2 separate regions of the Mus musculus genome follow, and region 1 is linked to region 2. Evidence: chromatin loops called from intact Hi-C (ENCODE). Cell type or tissue: heart. All regions are shown on one strand. Links, peaks and the distances in the headings refer to the core of each region. The heading gives the core; the rest is flanking DNA.

Region 1 (9,613 bases), core at 462-8,461, 700 kb before region 2:
AAGTTTTATAAAAGTGCAAATGTGCATTTGTTGCCAAAAGATAGACTGCAAAATTCGCACTGACTTTACTCCTCTGATAAGCTTGTCTACAAATTGGGTGAGTCACTGTTCCTTTAAATTCTTCCCAATCACCTAAAAAAAAAAAAAAAAAGTTGGACAAATCGGCACATGCGCACTCTTCCTGGCCCGGACTGTCGCCCTACGGTTGCAGCCTTTCCGCAGCTTGAAGCAAGGAGGTTAAAGGTCCTCCCACTCAGAATTTACGCGCAAGCGTAAACTACGATTGGGAGCATTTCATCTCGCAAAGAGCCCAGTCCCTTTTTCGCTCTTCAAGGCTCCGCCTCCCGCGGCCAATCAGTGGGCCTCGCCCTTCGCAATGACCAATGGCAGCGAGCGTGGGGGCGTGGTTGGGCGTCCGGGGGCGCGGCCTGGCGCTGAGAGAAGCGGCGGGGCGAACCGGGGGCTCTAGTGAACAGCACAGCCGGACCGAGATCGCCGGCTGTCGGCCAGCGGAAGCGGCTCGGGCCCGGCGGTCCCCGAGATGTCACGATGGCTGTGGCCATGGTCGAACTGTGTGAAAGAGCGTGTCTGCCGCTACTTGCTACAGCACTACTTGGGTCACTTCTTTCAGGAGCACCTCAGCCTGGACCAGCTCAGCCTGGATCTGTACAAGGGCAGCGTTGCCCTGCGGGATATTCACCTGGAAACCTGGGTGAGGAGGCAGGGCAGAGGTGGGATGGTGTGGAGAGAGGGAGCACGGGCCAGCGAAGGGTCCTCGCGGAAGGTTTGGGCTGGAGGACAGGCACCGTGTTTGGAGAGGCCAGTGGGTCTCGACCGCCTCCGCCAGGCCCCCTGGCTGGCCCGTCACCACTTAACCAGAAGCTAGGAGAGAAGTCTCTGTCTTCACCTCTCTAGGAGAGACAGACTAGGAAGTGAGGTGTTACTTTAAAAAAAAAAATGTCACCATCATCATACGGAGTTTGGGAGAGCTGCTTGGGGAAGGGGATTCCCGGGAGCTAGGGGAGCAGAGAGATGTTGTGGGGAGCCAGGCAGTAACAAGAGCTGGAACTAGGGTAGTCAGGGAGGCTTTGGGGGTGTTAAGAGCCCTGCCAGGGGCACCTGTAGAAAGATGTGTCCTGACCTCCTCACCCCATGATCCTGGGCATAAGGGGTGGAGATCGCCCCCGGATGTGGATGTCAACAACAGCGTCACTGCCTTCTGTGTTGATCCACACCTCGTGTGACTGTTGCTGCTCTCTACTTCCTGCTTTTGGGAGAGTGGGAGGGGCCTAGCTTGGGTTTAGGGAAGGACTTGGTCTCTGGCATCTCTACCTGGAGGGCAGCCCTCCAGGAGAGGTGTAGAGGTTTAGCTTCAGGCTAGCTGGGGTGGGGGATGGGAGGAGAAGCTGGGCCTGATGCTCAGGAGGTCTGAGGCCTAGGGTATGGAGTTGAGCAGGAGGCTGGGGGTGGCAGGTGAGGGGCATTGACTCACAGCTGATGGCTGGGAGTAGCCAAGGAGCCACCAATTAGAGGCTCCAGCTAAGGGCTGGTATGGGGTCATCCTAGCTCCAAGAGCAGTAGAATGGGCATGTGGCAGGGCTGGCCTCTTTCTCTTTTCTAGCTGGCCTATGGGTCTGCAGCTTCACTTAGAAAGAGCTAGAGGTGAGCCATGCCTTTGGGAACAAATATGGGTTGAAGAGATGGTGGCATCTTCTAATGGCCTGGTATAAGAGGTGTCTGACCTTCGCCTCTTAAACCGCTCAGAAAAATATCCAACATCTGGGTGTTCCCTTTTTTTTTTTTTTTGCTTTCAGCCAGAATGCCTTCTCAGTCCACTCTCTTGTTTCTTTTTTTTTTGGGAGGGGGGGCTGTCCAGGGCCCTGGCTGTTTTCTAGCCTCTCCCAGACAGCCCAGGCACCTCACTTAAGCCCACCCCTCTCTGCTCTTCACCCTACAACCCTACCTTGAAGGCATTCCAAGCAACTACATGGTCCAAGGACCAAGTTGAGCCCTTCCCAGCCTCAGCTTTCCTGGTACCTGGAGTGACTAAGACAAATGCCTAGGCCTCAGTGTCCCCATCAATAGAAGAGGAAGGTTGACTCAACCTCTGCTTGCCTCTGGCTCTGGCCTTGTTTGTTTATCCGTGGGCTCAGCGGGTGTTTACCGAGTACTACCCAGAGCACCTGGGTTCTTAGGGAGAAGACTAGTGACTCATGGCCTCAGGCGTTCCCAGGCCGACAGGGATACAAACCCAGCACAGCATCCCCTTCCTATGTCTTGATTGTATAGCTCTACTGTGGGTCTAGGACTGGGGTCATTTGGCCTTGGATCAATCCCTCTCCTGGACCTAACCTTGAACTCTGCCTGTCTAGGATGAAGATGTGTTACTTGCTGCTCTTGACTAGGTCTCTCTGCTTCTTCTCATGCCTGGGGTGGGCCAGCATCCTACTTCCTCCACCTGGCTGCTTCCTCCTCACTCTGGCTCACCTTTGGGGTGCTGCTGGGTTATATGCAGGTTCTGCTCACCCTTGCCTAGTGCTCAGTGACTCCGAGTCAGAGCCTGGCATTCTGAGACCCTGGCTACAACCTAGCCAGGCTGGGAGACGAAGGCACTCATTATCTATCCCTGCAGCCTCTGGTTGCCACATAGAAGGTGCTCAGAATCTCGTATACCATGTAGCCCAGGTTGGCCTCTAGCTCAGCATATACAGCTTTGACCTCCTGATCTTCTGGCCTTTGCTTCCCTAGTGTCAGGACCACGGTGAGCCTCACCACATCCAGTTGTACTCTGCTGGAGATGGAACCCAGGGCTTACTGCATGTTGGGCAAGCACTTAACCAACTGTATACCAGGCTGGCCTAGATCTCCAGACAGTCCACCTGCCTATGCTTCCTGAGCACTGGGGCTAAAGGCATGCAGGCTACCACACCCCGCAGTAAATAGAGTTTTGAAGCAAACATAAGAAGGAAACTTCTTAGCTGGCCCAAAGGGCTGAGCACTGTCTAGTGAGACAGAAACAGGTCAGGGCCTAAGGGAAGGCCTTGTAAGTAGCAGAAAGAAGGATGACCATGCCAAGAGTGCTCTCCAAGACAGTGGCTGTGTGAGACTGTGGCAGGTAGCCATATTCAGAGTCTTGGTGAGCTGATTTTTATTTCCCTTGCCTCTTACCCAGTCTGTGAACGAGTTTTTGAGGTCAATGGAGTCACCACTGGAACTGGTGGAAGGCTTTGTGAGCTCCATCGAGGTGGCTGTCCCCTGGGCTGCACTTCTCACTGACCACTGCACTGTGTGTGTGTCAGGCCTTCAGCTTACCCTGCAGCCCCGCCAGGGTTCAGGTGAGAGCAGGGTAAGACCACAGGGGAGGCAGTTGCTGGGGATGGGCCCAGGAGAGTCGGGGCCCTTTTATCCTGACTCCCTTGTTCTTTTCCACAGGACCAGGGGCTGCGGACTCTCAGAGTTGGGCCTCATGCATGACCACAAGCTTGCAGCTGGCTCAAGAGTGCCTTCGGGAAGGGTTGCCAGAACCCTCAGAACCACCACAGCCCCTGGAGGGGCTGGAAATGTTTGCACAGACCATTGAGACTGGTGAGCAGGTCCCTACTGCTAGGCTGTTCTTGGGCCCTCCAGTCTACAGGACAGGGACCTCAGATAGTAATACGGTGGCCACCTTCCTACCCAGGCTGGCAGGAACTTGCCTTGCTTCCCAATGCCCCACCTAACTCTAGACACCCTCCCTCCCTCCCTGCCTGCCTGCCTTCCTTCCTTCCTTCCTTCCTTCCTTCCTTCCACAGTGCTCCGGAGGATCAAGGTGACCTTCCTGAACACTGTTGTGAGGGTGGAGCATTCACTGGGTGATGAGGATCGAAGTGTGGCTGTGGAGGTCCGAGTGCAGAGGTAAGGAGTACAGGGGAATGGCAGGAGACAACTGCCTCTTCCCCCTCTCCTAGCCAGGCTCCTGGGAAGGGACAGGCTTGACTTGGGTTGGGCATTGGTGAGATTTGGGAAGTGGGCTATGTTGGGAGCCTGAACTGTGTATAGACATAAAATCACTTAGATCTTAAAAACTTTGAGACTCAGAACCAAAGGCTGGTTGAGCCTCCAAGACGGAAGCCAGGTTCCTCAGTTCCATGTTGCTGGGACAGCTCTAAAGAGGGGGCTTCTAGCCTGGGGTTGTCTGGACAAGGCCGGGCCCTTCACTCTGCAGACTGGAGTACTGTGACGAAGCAGTGCGGGACCCCAGCCAGGCCCCACCTGTGGACGTGCACCAGCCGCCTGCCTTCCTGCACAAGCTGCTGCAGCTGAGTGGGGTCTGCCTATACTTTGAGGAGCTGCCCTCCCAGGCAGACCCACCACAGCCACCTCTGCAAATCGGCAGCTGCACGGGGTACGTGGAGCTCATGGTGAGGCTGAAGCAGAACGAGGCCTTTCCAGGCCCCAAGGTGAGTCCCAGCCATGGGGAACTTGATCCGTAGGGCTGGAAAGACAGCTCAGGGGTTCAGAGCACTGGCTGTTCTTTCAGAGGTCCTGAGTTCAATTCCCAGCAACCACATGGTGGCTTACAACCCTGTATAATGGAATCTGATGCCCTCTTCTGGTGTGTCTGAAGACAGCTACAGTGTACTAAATAAATAAATCTAAGAAATAAAACAATAAGATAAGTAAATCTTTAAAAAAGAAAGAAAGGAAGGAAGAAAGGAAAGCAAGCGAGTGTTTGACCCATGTTGGATCTGTTCCCAGAAGTGTTGATTGACACCAGGCCCCAGTGGGGAGAGCCAGTATGGCAGATCATCCTATAATCCCAGCATTTGGGAGCCTAGTGGAAGGTTGCCTTAAGTTCAACTCCAGAGTAATTCCAGTTCTTACAGTAGAGATTACTATCTTTTTGGCAACTGGAAAAACAGACTCTGAAAAATCAAGTTGGCCAAGACCATTCAACTGCTTGGTAGCAAGTTTAGCAGTACAACCAGTGTCCCCAGAGTACGGGCAGGTAGGCTGCCATTTGGGCTGGGTGGCATATAAAGGCTCCATGGCTGTCCACTTGGTCCCCAGTTGGAGGTATCAGGACAACTGGGATCCCTGCACCTGCTTTTGACCCCGCGTCAGCTCCAGCAGCTCCAGAGGCTGCTCAGTGCCGTCAACCTTGCAGGTGAGGCTGCTGGGTGCTGGGCGCAGGGGAGCAGACGGGCGGTCTCGGGACAGCCAGGCAGGCTGTGCTGAAATGTCTTCCCCACAGACCCTGCAGGCCTGGCCGACAAGCTGAACAAGAGCCGTCCACTGGGTGCTGAGGACTTGTGGCTCATTGAGCAAGATCTGAACCAGCAGCTGCAGGCGGGTGCTGTGGCTGAGTCCCTCAGCCTGTACCCCATCACCAACCCCCTCAATTTGGACAGCACGGGTGGGTGCCAGGCCCTTTCCAATTGAAGGGGCATTTGTGTCAGTGGAAAAGCTGAGGGGCCAAACCTGTCTGTTTCTGACTGCCCCTCACCTCACCCCCCAGACCTCTTCTTCTCCATGGCCGGCCTCACAAGCAGTGTGACATCGGCTGTCTCTGAGCTCTCCGTGTACAGCGTAGACCTGGGCTCCTCTGTTCACAGCAACATGGCCTTCCACCGACCCTCAACCCCACCCCACTCGGGTGGTAAGTCAGTGACTCTCAGAGATGTTTACTTCAGGAGCGAGGTGTGGCGGAAGGAGCCTCAGGACAGTGGGTGGATAGAAGCAGGAGGCTCCAGCCATGCCTGTAGACCCACCGACAGTGGGGTTCCTCAGTGTCCTAACTTGCCAGTGGAAGCTGGGGAGGCGAAATAATACACAGTCTAGGTTTCTTAGTGAGTGCTTTCGGGACTCGGATCCCCTTTCTACAGAACACGCATGGTAAGACCAGGCTGTACGTTTTAGTGAACAGGCAGTGTGTAGGTCAGAGGCTGGTATGAGTGCTTTGTCATATCAACTGACCCTTCTAGCACCTTCAGGATTAAACTGAGCCTTGTCCCAGGGTCTAGCATGCAAGAAGAATTTGGTGTCACCCTGATGAACTTGCCTTCACGACCCATGTGATACGACAGATTTAGCATCCCACAGTCCAGCTTAGCCAGACTGTATTATTTCTTCTCAAAAAAACCCAAAAAACAAACAAAAAAAAACTATTGTTTTTTTTTGAGACAGGGTTTCTCTATGTAGCCCTTGCTGTCCTGGAATTCATTCTGTAGACCAGGCTGTCCTGGAACTCAGACATCCACCTGCCTCTGCCTCCCAAGTGTTGGGATTAAAGGCGTTTGCCACCACTGCCCAGCCTAGCCAGGGTGCCTTCAACCCCTGCTCAGTGGCCAGCTGTGACTGCACTAAGACACCAAGGATGCCCTATTGAAGCCTCTGTTCCCTCAGGCAAGATGGCCCCAACTCCCCTTCTGGACACCACACGCCCTGACTCACTGGTGAAGATGACCTTGGGCGGTGTGAGCTTGACCTTGCTGCAGACTGCTTCCCCGTCTTCAGGACCATCTGACCTCCCCACCCACTTTTTTGCTGAGTTCGATGCTGCCAAAGATGGGCCATTCGGCTCCCGGGACTTCTCCCATCTCAGGCCACGCTTCCAGAGGGCCTGCCCTTGTAGCCACGTCCGGTATGCACTACAGCCCGAGCCAGGGACTTACGGGGAATACCCAAAGCCCACGACCCACCCGCTGAAACTTGTGTCCTTGCCCTCAGGTTAACTGGCACAGCCGTGCAGCTGTCCTGGGAGCTGCGCACGGGCAGCCACAGCCGGAGGACAAGCAGCACCGAAGTGCACTTTGGACAGCTGGAGGTGCTGGAGTGCCTATGGCCCAGGGCTGCCACAGAGCCAGAGTACACGGAGGTGAGGACAGAGGAAGGGCAGGCCTGGGTTCCTTCCGGTGGGTGTCGGGCCAGCCTGACCTTGTTTGCCGTGGGTTTCCCTTGCAGATCCTGAGCTTCCCCAGTCACTCTGGCTCCGAAGCCTCAGCCCGACCCTGCGCCCATCTGCGCCACACACAGACCATTCGCCGGGTGCTCAAGGTAAGCCAGAGCGCTGGCTGCCATGGCCAGGCTGTGTCTCCCTCCCTCCAGGGGCTCTGGCAGGCCTGTCCCCGTTCTGACCTTGCTATGATTGTAGCCTGCTATCCCTTTCCCTGCCCGTGTTGAGCACCAGCATACGACAAAAATGTGAGTGTGTGTGAGCATGTGAGTGTGTGTGAGCATGTGAGTGTGTGTGAGCATGTGAGTGTGTGTCAGCATGTGAGTGTGTGTCAGCATGTGAGTGTGTGTGAGCATGTGAGTGTGGTAGCATGTGAGTGTGTGTCAGCATGTGAGTGTGTGTCAGCATGTGAGTGTGTGTGAGCATGTGAGTGTGTGTCAGCATGTGAGTGTGTGTCAGCATGTGAGTGTGTGAGCATGTGAGTGTGTGTGAGCATGTGAGTGTGTGTGAGCATGTGAGTGTGTGTCAGCATGTGAGTGTGTGTCAGCATGTGAGTGTGTGTGAGCATGTGAGTGTGTGTCAGCATGTGAGTGTGTGTGAGCATGTGAGTGTGGTAGCATGTGAGTGTGTGTCAGCATGTGAGTGTGTCAGCATGTGAGTGTGTGTGAGCATGTGAGTGTGTGTCAGCATGTGAGTGTGTGTCAGCATGTGAGTGTGTGTCAGCATGTGAGTGTGTGTCAGCATGTGAGTGTGTGTGAGCATGTGAGTGTGGTAGCATGTGAGTGTGTGTCAGCATGTGAGTGAGTGTCAGCATGTGAGTGTGTGTGAGCATGTGAGTGAGTGTCAGCATGTGAGTATGTGTCAGCATGTGAGTGTGTGTGAGCATGTGAGTGTGGTAGCATGTGAGTGTGGTAGCATGTGAGTGTGTGTCAGCATGTGAGTGTGTGTGAGCATGTGAGTGTGTGTGAGCATGTGAGTGTGTGGTAGCATGTGAGTGTGGTAGCATGTGAGTGTGGTAGCATGTGAGTGTGGTAGCATGTGAGTGTGGTAGCACAGGCCTTGTAGCCCTGTGGGCTCAGCGTTTGAGAAGCTGAGGCAAGAAGACAAGTCAAGGCCAGGCAACCTAAGTCAATCAATCTAACGAATTCCTGTATCAAAATAAGAAGTAATAAGGGGGGGCTGGAGAGATGGCTCAGTGGGTAAGAGCATCCGACTGCTCTTCCAAAGGTCCTGAGTTCAAATCCCAGCAACCACATGGTGGCTCACAACCATCCGTAATGAGATCTGACACCCTCTTCTGGAGTGTCTGAAGACAGCTACAGTGTACTTACATATAATTAATAAATAAATAAATACACAAATAAATCTTAAAAACAAAAGAAGAAGAAGTAATAAAGGAGCTGTGCAGTGGCGCTGTGGTCCCTGTCACTGCAGGGTTTACAACCCCTTCTGACCCCGATGTGGCTCCTGACCCAGCTCCTTCCCACCGCTGGGAAGGAGGCCTAGGAACTTTGGTTATGGAAGCTGCTTCCTCCCCTGTCCTTGCTCACCCTTGCTGACCTATTCACATTACCCCTAACTAGAGCCGGTCCCGGCGCTCCACTGCCTGCCATTGTCACTCAGAACTGTCCCTGGACCTGGCCGACTTCCAATCTGATGTGGAGCTGGGGTCCCTGGACCGCCTTGCTGCCTTGTTCCGTCAAGTCACCACACCCTCTGAGCCACCTGCTGGCCTACTAGTGAGATGCCCTGCTGATTCTGTGCTGGGGTGGGAAGTGGGCACTTAAGCTCTGTCAGTCCCCTGTGGCAGCTCTGACCCCCCCGCCCTTCCACAGACAGAGCCCCCACAGGCCACTGAGCTGCAGACAGTGTTTCGTCTCTCAGCACCCCGGGCCACCCTGAGGCTACGCTTCCCCATCCCAGACCTACGGCCTGACCGGGACCCCTGGGCTGGCCAGGCTGTGCGGGCTGAGCAGCTGCGACTGGAGCTGAGTGAGCCCCAGTTCCGCTCAGAGCTCAACAGTGGGCCTGGCCCCCCAGCTCCTACCCGCCTGGAACTTACTTGCTCAGACCTGCAAGGTAATCCTGTCTAGGAAACAGCTGGGGTGGGCCCCAGGACAGGTGTCCCTTTTTATCCCAGGGACACGGATGTGACTCTGGGGGAGCAATGGTGAGGAACAGGGAAGAGGCAGCTATGAGGCCCTGTCCTTTCTGTCCCCTCCAGGAATCTACGAAGATGGAGAGAAGCCACCAGTCCCCTGCCTGCGGGTCTCCAAAGCTCTGAATCCCAGGAGCACTGAGGCCAAGTACTTTCTACCTCAGTAAGTGGAGTGCCGGAAGGGGTGGCTGGAGAGGGGAGATCTTTTGGTGTTGGTGGCAGGGCACCAATAGGCCTGTGTCCTGGCAGGGTAGTGGTGACCCTGAACCCCCAGTCCAGTGGCACACAGTGGGAGACAGCCTATGAGAAAGGCCGGGATCTAGAGCTGTCCACCGAGAGTCCGTGTGAGCTACAGCAACCTGAGCCCTCGCCCTTCTCCTCCAAGCGGACCATGTACGAGACTGAGGAAGTAAGGGCCCCTGACTTTCCCACTGTGGGCACCATTTATGGGACTGGGCTGTGGCAGGGGCAGCAGCTGAGAGGAGTCTCTTCTATTCTGGGCACCAAGGGACTCTGTAGGG
Region 2 (9,613 bases), core at 1,114-9,113:
AGAGGGCACAGATGACGAAGAGAGAGTCGCTCACCAGGACACGTACCAGCAGAAGGACCCAGGGCTGTGCCTGGCGCTGGCGAGACAGCACTGCACACAGTACATTCACCAGCAAAAAGAGCAGTGAAGCACCCACGAAGGCCCCTCGGACAGCCAGCCTGCAGCCCACAGCAAAGTCAGCCCCAGACCACGGATCCCCTCGGCCCTCACCAGCAACCCTGACTCCTCAGGAGACCCCAGGGTCAGTTAGAACTCAGATGGCCACACCTAAACTCTGCTCATCTCTTTCTGCAGATGAGGAAACTGAGGGGGTGATTGAGAGCTACAGCATCATAGGAGCACCGGGTCAAACATCTGTTCCTGAGTGGGCCTCATTCCAGCTGTGTGACCTTGAACATGGTGCTTTGTCTAACTGGGCCTCAGTTATCCTCTCAAATGACGATAGGAATAGCACCTCAGGTGAGATGTGAAATATCTTTATAAACTAGAAGGCACTGTGTAAGGACAGGGGTGTTGCAGCCAAGGTCACTAAAAGTGCAGCAGGACTTCATGCATTCCATGGGTTGGAGCCTCCATCTTTCTCCACCACAGGTGATATTGATGGTCTCTCTCCCCTGACACTATCATAGATGTCTGTATCAGACGCTTCAGGTTTCTCAAGCTCTATCACAAATACTTCTGAGGTTCCTCCTGTCTCAACCCTGCTGGGTGGGCTTCCTCCCTGCCACTGACCCATTGACATCTCCAGTACTTACAAGCCTCGGCTCATCTCTGGCCGACGCTTCGCCTTGGCCTTGAACACCACCTGGGAGCAGAGATACCCCATCACTCCTTTGGACCATTGAGATTGCCCTCCTACTCCCACCACACCGGTTCCCGTGGTTACCTGCACAAAGTAGAGGTTCATAAGCGTCAGTGTGAAGAACTGCAGGCAGACAGGGCAGCAATAGAGAAGCCAAAAAGGCAAGGGCCCCAGGCGGTTGGCCCTGGGAGTATCTCGGAAGTAGAAGGAGAAAAGTGTGGTACGCAAGGCTGCCCAGAGCAGACAGAGCGCCAGGAATACTGTCTGATAGCTGAGGCGCTTGTGCCCATACAGAAGCACCAGCCAGAGCTGGGCATAGACAGAGAAGAAGAGCAGAGCATATAGGGCAGTGTAGGCAGCGGTCAGCCCCAGGGTCACTGTAGGCGGCAGTGCAGGTACCAGCCCAGCTGCAGGCACCAGACCAGACAGGTTACTCTCCATGTCAAGGAGGGAGGCCTGAAACCCGGAGACAGAGATAGAGGGCTGGCCAGAAGCCAGGGAAATAAATACGGAGGGGTGGGACCTGCAATAGGTGGTGAGACCTGGAAACTCTGGAAAAAAGAAGTTGAGGTTGTCAGGCCTTTCCTTCTCAGCAGAGTCGGGCGTGGGGGTGGGGGTGGGGGTGGGCACGGGTAACCTGGGCCCTGGGCCCTAGACCCGTCACTCTGGAGTGTATAAAGTGGTCTTTCCTACCCAGGGCAAATGAAATGGGGGTTGGGGGTGTCCCTCCCTGGGCCAGCCCCAGAGCCAAGATGCGAGGATGCAGTGGCACAGAGTCCCTGGCCTTGGTTGCTCGTGTCCGGCTGGCAGGAGGGGGAGAGCCGGCCGATGCCCGTCAGCTTAGGACAGCGGCCGCTGCGGGGGCGCCCAACGCCCCGCTCTCCCCCTCCCCAAGCTTGGTTCCTCTTTCCCCTCCAATAATCCGGATTGGGAGGCTTCTTCCTCTGTCCTCAAGATTCCAGACGTGTTCCCCCACCGCGTCCACCCTCAGCCCCGGTGAATAAGAGGAAGTCGATGTCAGGTCTCAGGCCGCTGCGGGGTAAGCGGGATCCGGTCGCCGGGACACCGGGCTCCAGCTCCCCGGCTCCCTCTGCTCCGCCCCACTCCTGCGCCTGCGCGGACGTCCGTTCGCTACGTAAACTGCGTAGCGACCGGCAGGGACTCCGAAGCCATGCGCCGCGCCCGGCGTGCATCTCTTCGAGAATCGCCGCAAGGTGCGCTGCCGGCGGGTGTCCCGGGTTACGGATGGCGGCGGGCGGCCGAGAGTAGAGCAGGCCGCACGCAGCAAGCACCTGGGCTACCAGTGCCATGGACCGCCAGCTCTTAATGTTTGGGGACTACCATTTCCCACGCTTAGATTCCCAAATCCACATCGCGTTCGGCGTGCCCATATGGGGGGCGGCAACGACTTCCCCGCACAGGGTCACTGAAGGAAACTTCCGCCCACAACCAAGATGGTACCCGGACCCCGCCCCCTAGCTTCTGTCTGCAGGCCCCGCGCTCCGGCCCGGGGCAGCGTACGCACACCTATCCTGGCAGCAGAGGCCCCTGGAGCCCCACGGCTCGCCTTCCTGGGCGCCCCGTCCCTTCTTCCGCACCCGGGCGGCCATCCTGCCGTAAAGGAGCTCCCGAAATGGCGCGGGGGGTTGTCCCCAAGACGGGCAGTGCAAGGCCTCCACGATCGGGAAGAAGGAGCTGGTCTTCCCATCCCGGTCACTCGGTCCAGGGGGAGCAATAACCATCGCAACGACCATTGCATCCGACGGCCGAGCTTCAGTGAACGGCTCTATAAGTAATCACTAAGCTGTTTACAGAGTTTTCACCAGCTCCCCAGGGAGGTGTCATTAACCCCATTTTACAGGAGGGAATTCGGGCCCAGAAGGGCTGGAGGACTTATCAGCCGAAGCAGGCCTCCAGGATCCAAATGGGAACCCCAAAGCAGCCCTCGCTGGCTCCTGCACACGCCCTAGGCTTGAGGAAGTCCGATCCCGGAATCCGGAGCCTGGGGAGCGACGCGGGAGGAAGGCGGTGGAGACCAGCAGGTCGGCGCAGGGGTGGGACCTGGCTTGGGGTGGCCCCGCCTCCAGGCCGACCCGGGATTTACTTCGAAAACTGATTGGGTCAGATCTGTGACAGTTCTCGTCGCCCAGGAAACTAGGGCCGGGCGCCCTTAGAACTGGAGGGAGGAGGCAGGCCCGGGTCAGGGGCCTCGAGATCGGGCTTGGGGTGAGACCTATTCCCGGTCCTAACGGGCAGGGGGAGCGCACTAGTGTCTGGACAGAGCTCTGAAGAGAGATTTAATATTCGGGCGACAGCCAGGCAGACTGAGCAGACAAATGAGGGATTGGGAAGATTTGGGGAGTTGAGCTACCGTGGTGGGAGAGGGAGACAGGAGTACCTCTCCTCTGCTTCTCATAAACACTGTTTGCCTAGCTGTGTAGTGAGTACTTCTTACCTTGTCTCTACAGCCCAGAGTATGTTCCAGATCCCAGAGTTTGAGCCGAGTGAGCAGGAAGACGCTAGTGCTACAGATAGGGGCCTGGGCCCTAGCCTCACTGAGGACCAGCCAGGTCCCTACCTGGCCCCAGGTCTCCTGGGGAGCAACATTCATCAGCAGGGACGGGCAGCCACCAACAGTCATCATGGAGGTAGGTTCCTCACTACCATTATCTGCCTGTCCCATGCCCCCTGACTCTCAGGTGCCCCTTACGTTGCTGTTGCAGCCATACTTCCTAAAGATTCTTGGGAAGCCCCAGATAGCTCCTTTCATCAGATTGCTTCTTCTACAAACCATCACTGGGCTAATTCACAGAGATGTATGGTATGCCCTTAATGATTAAGCTGACTCACTGAATGCTGAAAACAGACCCCCTTATTATGTCCCCAAGATCAGTGGGAGGTAAGCAGAGCCCCAAAGAAGTGACTTTTCTCTTTATTTATTTATTTATTCATTTATTTATTGTATGTGAGTACACTGTAGCTGTCTTCAGAAGAGGGCATCAGATCCCATTACAGATGGTTGTGAGCCACCATGTGGTTGCTGGGAATTGAACTCAGTACCTCTGGAAGAGGAGTCAGTGCTCTTAACCACTGAGCCATCTCTCCAGCCCAAGAAGTGGCCAGTAGGTCCGTTCGTTCGTTCGTTCTTTCTTTCTTTCTTTCTTTCTTTCTTTTTTTAAAATGATTATTTTTTGGTTTTTCAAGACAGGGTTTCTCTGTGTAGCTCTGGCTATCTTGGAACTCACTCCTACAGAAAAACCAATAAATAAATAATAATAATAAAAACTAATAAAAAAGGAAGAAGAAAGCTGAAGGTTAAAAGAAGGGATGGGGGAGGGGACTGGAAAAATGGCTCAGTGGTTCAGAGCATTTACTACCAGGCTGGCCTTGAACTCAGAAATCCTCATGTCTCTGCCTCCCAAGTGCTGGGATCAAAGGCGTGCACCACCGCCGCCCAGCTCAGTAGGTTCTTTCTTACTCTATGGCTCGCCTTCAGCCCGACTATTCTTGCCCAGATGGGACAGGCAGGTGACCCTAAGTGACAAACAAGAGCCGTGTGAAGCTGGAAAGTGTGAGTGAGTGCCAAGATGGAAGGAGAGGCCTTGGAGATACTGGTTATACTCCCCACTTCCCATTGCTGACCCTGTATAGCCAGAGAAATCTGAGCTCAACCAGGTTTGTCACTGGCTCCATAGAACTTAACTTATCCCTACCCCCTCATGTATCCCTGGACTGTCTCAAACTTCTATACAGCTGAGACTAGCCTTGAACTCCTGATCCTCCAGCCTCTACCTACCAAGTACTAGGATCACAGGTCACCATGCCTGGCACTCCACTTCCTTTTTTAAATTATTTGTATATGTATGCCCGTGTAAAATGCACATGTGCAAGTGCAGGCTTGGAGTCCAGAAGAGGGTGTTGGATCCCCTAGAGCTGGGGTTACAGGGGGCTGGTGAGATGGCTCAGTGGGTAAGAGCACCCGACTGTTCTTCCGAAGGTCCAGAGTTCAAATCCCAGCAACCACATGGCTCACAACCATCCGTAACGAGATCTGACTCCCTCTTCTGGAGTGTCTGAAGACAGCTAAAGTGTACTTACATATAAATAAATCTTTAAAAAAAAAAAAAAAAGCTGGAGTTACAGGTGGTTGCTGGGAACTGAACTCACATCCTGTGCAAGAGCAATAAATGCTCTGAACCACTGAGCCATTTTTCCAGTCCCCTCCCCCCATCCCTTCTTTTAACCTTCAGCTTTCTTATTCCTTTTTTATTAGTTTTTATTATTATTAATTTTTGGTTTTTCAGGACAGGGTTTCTCTGTATAGCCTTAGCTGTCCTGGATTACTGTGCTCAACCAGGATGGCCTCAAACTCAAGAGATCCGCCTCTGCCTCTCAAGTGCTGGGATTAAAGATGTACACCACCACTGCTGGGCATATCTCCAGATTTCTTTTTCTTTCCTTTTTTAAAAAAGTTAATTAATTAGTTAATTAATTAACTTGTTTACTTAATGTGAGAACATTGTGGCTGTCTTCAGACACACCAGAAGAGGGCATCAGATTCCATTATACAGGGTTGTGAGCCACCATGTGGTTGCTGGGAATTGAACTCAGGACCTCTGAAAGAACAGCCAGTGCTCTGAACCCCTGAGCTGTCTTTCCAGCCCCACGGATCAAGTTCCCCATGGCTGGGACTCACCTTGGGGCCTGGGAAGGCCTTGTTCTGCTTCAGCCTCACCATGAGCTCCACGTGCAGCTGCGATCTGCAGAGGTGGCTGTGGTGGGTCTGCCTGGGAGGGCAGCTCCTCAAAGTATAGGCAGACCCCACTTAGCTGCAGCAGCTTGTGGAGGAAGGCAGGCGGCTGGTGCACGTCCACAGGTGGGGCCTGGCTGGGGTCCCGCACTGCTTCGTCACAGTACTCCAGTCTGCAGAGTGAAGGGCCCGGCCTTGTCCAGACAACCCCAGGCTAGAAGCCCCCTCTTTAGAGCTGTCCCAGCAACATGGAACTGAGGAACCTGGCTTCTGTCTTGTGGTTGAGGGGTGTGCTGGTCTAGCCCCCAAAAGAGGAGCTGCCTTGAGTATTACATCTACTCGGTGCTTCAACAGGAAGGAGGTGACAATTGGCTGGCATCATGCTAGGACAAAGTGACAGGGTCTGGGATGAGAGACTGGAAGGAAAGGTGGGGACACTCATAGGAGGAAGGGCAAGCCTGAGGTTTGAAGTGGGGGAGGGACACTGACAGCTTTGCAAACAGCTTTAGGGAGCGCAGTAGAAGCAGGGCCTGCTGCTGGGAGGAGCAGAGGTGTACCCCAGCTCCATGAAGGAGAGCTGCTGTGAATGAAGACGACCAGGGCAAACAGCCATGGGGAGGGAAGGTAGCTGAACGTGTGTCCTCTTTGCTTCCCTCCCATCCCATGCTAGGCAGAGACAGACACTCCCTGGGCCAGTGTGTGGGGTGTGTGTGTGTGTGTGGCAGGTGGTGATGGAATTCATAAACATTTGATTTACTTTTCAGTGGTCTCAAATGCAGAACTGGGTATGGTAGTATATGCCGATAAACTTAGCACCAAGCACAGATGAGTTTGGGGATGGCTTAGGCTACTTAGACCCTGTCTCAGCAAAGCAAAAGCAACACAAGTGAGATCTGCAAGTGTCAGACCTGCCAGAGCTATGGACCTTCTCTGTGTGCCATCTCTGTGTGCACAGTCAGCTCACCCTAGTCCTACCTCTCCTGACTATCTGCACCAAGGTCCACTGGGCTGTGGGCATCCATAGGGCAGGAACTGCAGCACACAGGGACTGCACAGTAGGAAGAGAGTGGGGAGGCCATAAGATGGGAGAAGCAGCCGGTGCTGGCCTCTGGGCTAGATTGCTGTAGCCGAGGAGGCCTTCTAAGTGCAGACTGAGAGGCCAACTGCTTCTGCCTTCATTCCTAAACTGTGAAATGGGAATAGAGCTGGTCCTACTTCTCAGGGCTCCGGTAACTGCTTAGAAACTGCCTGGCACAGAGGAGACCTGATGGAGGCCCTAGGCCCGACCACCACCCTAGTTGTGGGTATCATTGTTGCTGTTGAGTTGGCTCATTCTCTGCAGACCTAGGGTTCCTTCAGTAGTAAGTACAATTTATGCAGTGCCTTAAACATCCATTGCTCTTGCCTGGCAAACATAAGGTATAGGTTAGACTCAGGACAGAGGTGACTCGAAGGTATACAGATAAACAATGGGGAGCCACTGAAGGTGGCATAGTTGGATTTTAGAACAGGGATTTAGACATGGACCAAATAATCCCTGTGCTTTTGTACAGCTCCTGAGCTAGGAATATTTTTGTTGTGTTTTGAGGTTTTAAGATCCAGGTCCAGGGCCTCAGCTTACTAGGCGAGGACTCTCTCACTGAACCACATCTCCAGTCTTTGTCACATTTGGTGAGACCGAGTCTCACTGTGCTGCTGCCCAGGGTGACCGCAAGCTCCTGGGCTTAAGCAACCATCTGGCCTCAGACACCCAACTAGCAAGTAGCTGGGACTACCAGTTTATACCAACTTCAGGAAATAGTTCTGCTTTATTTTGAGACAGAGTTTCTCTGTGTAGCTCAGGCTTTTCAGGAACTAGCTCTGCTAGCCTTGAACTCACGCCTCTTACCCCCAGGGGCTTTGGACTAAGGGCATGAGCTACCACGCCTAGCTGGGAACAGTTTTATCTATTGAAGTGGCAAAGGGACAAAATCCAGGGAACAAAGTATTTTATTATAACAGGTAAGAACTGTGTGAAAATCACATTTCAGTGTTACTGAGTGAAGCAGTGGTGGGCACAAAGGTGTTTTCTGGGACATTTTGTCTCTGAATCCAGGTACCAGCAAGCTGCGCTGTTGTTATAGAGGCTCTGACAGAATGTTTGGCCCGAGCAGGGCCAGGTAAGGCCCCAGGCTAGACTCTAAAATGCCTTTCCTCAAGGCTACTGCACAGGTCTGGGCAGGCCATTGTGGAGACGAGGCAGACAGAGTGGTCTGCCCTGCCTGCGGGCAGAGCCTCACTGTGCTTGGAAGCGTCTGGGAAACAATGGTTTTGTTTTTATTACTCTCCTCCCTGGTCACCACAGTTTTTTGGGTTTGTTTGTTTGTTTGTTTGTTTTTAACGAGTTATTTTGTGTGTATAAAGACATGTATGGAGATCAGAGGATACTTTTATTTATTTATTTATTTACTTATTAATTATATATAAGTACACTGTAGCTGTCTTCAGACGCACCAGAAGAGGTCATCAGATCTCATTACAGATGGTTGTGAGCCACCATGTGGTTGCTGGGATTTGAACTTCAAACCTTCGGAAGAGCAGTCGGGTGCTCTTACCCACTGAGCCATCTCACCAGCTCCGAGGATACTTTTTAGGAGTTAATTTGGTTCTCTCCTCTTCTCTCTTTAGTCTTAGGAATTGAGGGCTTGGTGGCAGGCACCTTTCCATGCTCTCATCCCCTAGGCACTCCCACCGATTTTAGAGGAGTATGCTAGGATTCTTCTTGCACTGTGGACTTGCTGGTTCAGCCACACCCACTTACCCAGAAGCCCTGTGGGTAAGGAGCTAAAGGTGCCTATCAACCGGTTTCTCGCTGCTTCCCCCACCTGGGGGGGGGGGGGGATGAGGCAGGCCTAGGCCTCACCTTACCCACCCTCTTTGTCCTAGTAGTTCACAGAATCTCCAGGTTCTTTCCCATAATTTTTAAAATTCCATTAAGGGGCTGGAGATGCAGCTCAGACTGTGGAATATCTGCCTAAGTGTGCGTGCAGCCTCAGCTTCTAGCCTCAGCTTCTAGCCTCAGCACCACATGAGCTGCTGTGGGGGAAGGAGCAGGAGGACCAGAAGTTTAAGGTCAGCATTTCTGCCACCTGAGCCCCTTTCTCATCAGCCAGCACAAATGCTCTGACACAGACGGATGGCATTCTGCCGCTGAGGTGCTTGGCATTGCTGAGTGCCTTTAGTAATCAACAGTTCTCCATGGCACAGCATGGCTCTTGGCATGGCTGACATTAGTCAGGGCGGGAGAACATGACTCCTCCTAGTTGGGCCACCAAGGTGGTTTGTGGTACTGCTGAAGGGGGCTGGGACATGAACAAAACACAGACCCCAGAGTCAGACTGGTGTGTACCAGTCTTTGTCACTGTTTGCCCTCGTTTCACTTCCTGTAAAAAGAGGAGCTGCCTCCATAGGAGTTAAGAACTAAATGAACAGATCCAAAGGGATCGTCCAGCCTGGCCTGGTCAGCATTCTGACTGACTGGTTGGTTTGTAAGGTGCTGGGATGGAACCTTGAGCATGTTAAGCAAGGATTTTTATTTCTTTTGTGTTTTGAGATTGTCTCTATGTAACTCTGGCCATCCTGGAACTCACTTTGGACCAGGCTGGCCTTGAACTCAAGAGATCCAAAGACCTCTGCCTCCAGAGTGCTTGGATTAAAGCTGAGTGCTACAATGCCTGGTGCTAAACAAGGATTTTAACGTAGCTTCTGAAAGCAGATTTGTTCAGGAAGGGGTGCGGGTGCCACGTGTCCGGGTGCTAGTGGGGGCTCTTTTTCCCTTTCCATGGATTCCACGGCCCCACTCAGCTCATCTGGCTGTACTGAGTGCTCCTCCACTGGCTGAGCAATCTCACCAGCCCTTGTTTTGCTTCTTCATGAAGGAGGGGAGGCTGAGCTCAAACCAAGGCCACCTGGAAGACATTCGCCTTGCCACCACCAGTTCAGCACACAAACGCCTTGATTCCAGGGCTCAGGTTCATTACTCGGTGCTGATGGGCTGCACCAGCACAAGGCAGGCATGTTCC

What was found. A loop is a pair of places that touch in the nucleus more often than their neighbours do. Peaks named below come from ENCODE experiments on the same cell type or tissue, not always from the same donor. Only the 100,000 strongest peaks of a DNase experiment are listed, where the experiment ranks them.
Region 1: a loop joins it to region 2, with 30 times the contacts of the local background. A loop is called at or near these places in 8 of 42 quality-filtered maps.

The regions. Positions count from the first base shown.
Region 1 is chr19:6,241,255-6,250,867 of GRCm38, forward strand. It overlaps Atg2a (autophagy related 2A), which reads left to right and starts at 414. Exons shown (of 40, transcript NM_194348.3): 1 at 414-712; 2 at 3,173-3,335; 3 at 3,433-3,585; 4 at 3,792-3,894; 5 at 4,205-4,439; 6 at 5,050-5,146; 7 at 5,234-5,395; 8 at 5,498-5,638; 9 at 6,385-6,622; 10 at 6,709-6,856; 11 at 6,943-7,035; 12 at 8,518-8,673; 13 at 8,770-9,013; 14 at 9,159-9,255; 1 more. The coding sequence starts at 542. In heart, for the core only: CTCF peaks have their summits at 467 and 4,709; DNase peaks (open chromatin) are centred at 1,247, 6,437 and 6,667; H3K4me3 peaks cover 1,440 bases; H3K27ac peaks cover 1,773 bases.
Region 2 is chr19:6,939,597-6,949,209 of GRCm38, forward strand. Gpr137 (G protein-coupled receptor 137) reads right to left here and starts at 1,597. Exons shown (of 7, transcript NM_207220.3): 1 at 887-1,597; 2 at 756-805; 3 at 1-158. The coding sequence starts at 1,243. Bad (BCL2-associated agonist of cell death) reads left to right here and starts at 2,966. Exons shown (of 4, transcript NM_001285453.1): 1 at 2,966-3,028; 2 at 3,271-3,450. The coding sequence starts at 3,279. It also overlaps the pseudogene Gm19053. In heart, for the core only: a CTCF peak has its summit at 2,291; DNase peaks (open chromatin) are centred at 1,215, 1,965, 2,255 and 2,895; H3K4me3 peaks cover 2,591 bases; H3K27ac peaks cover 2,555 bases.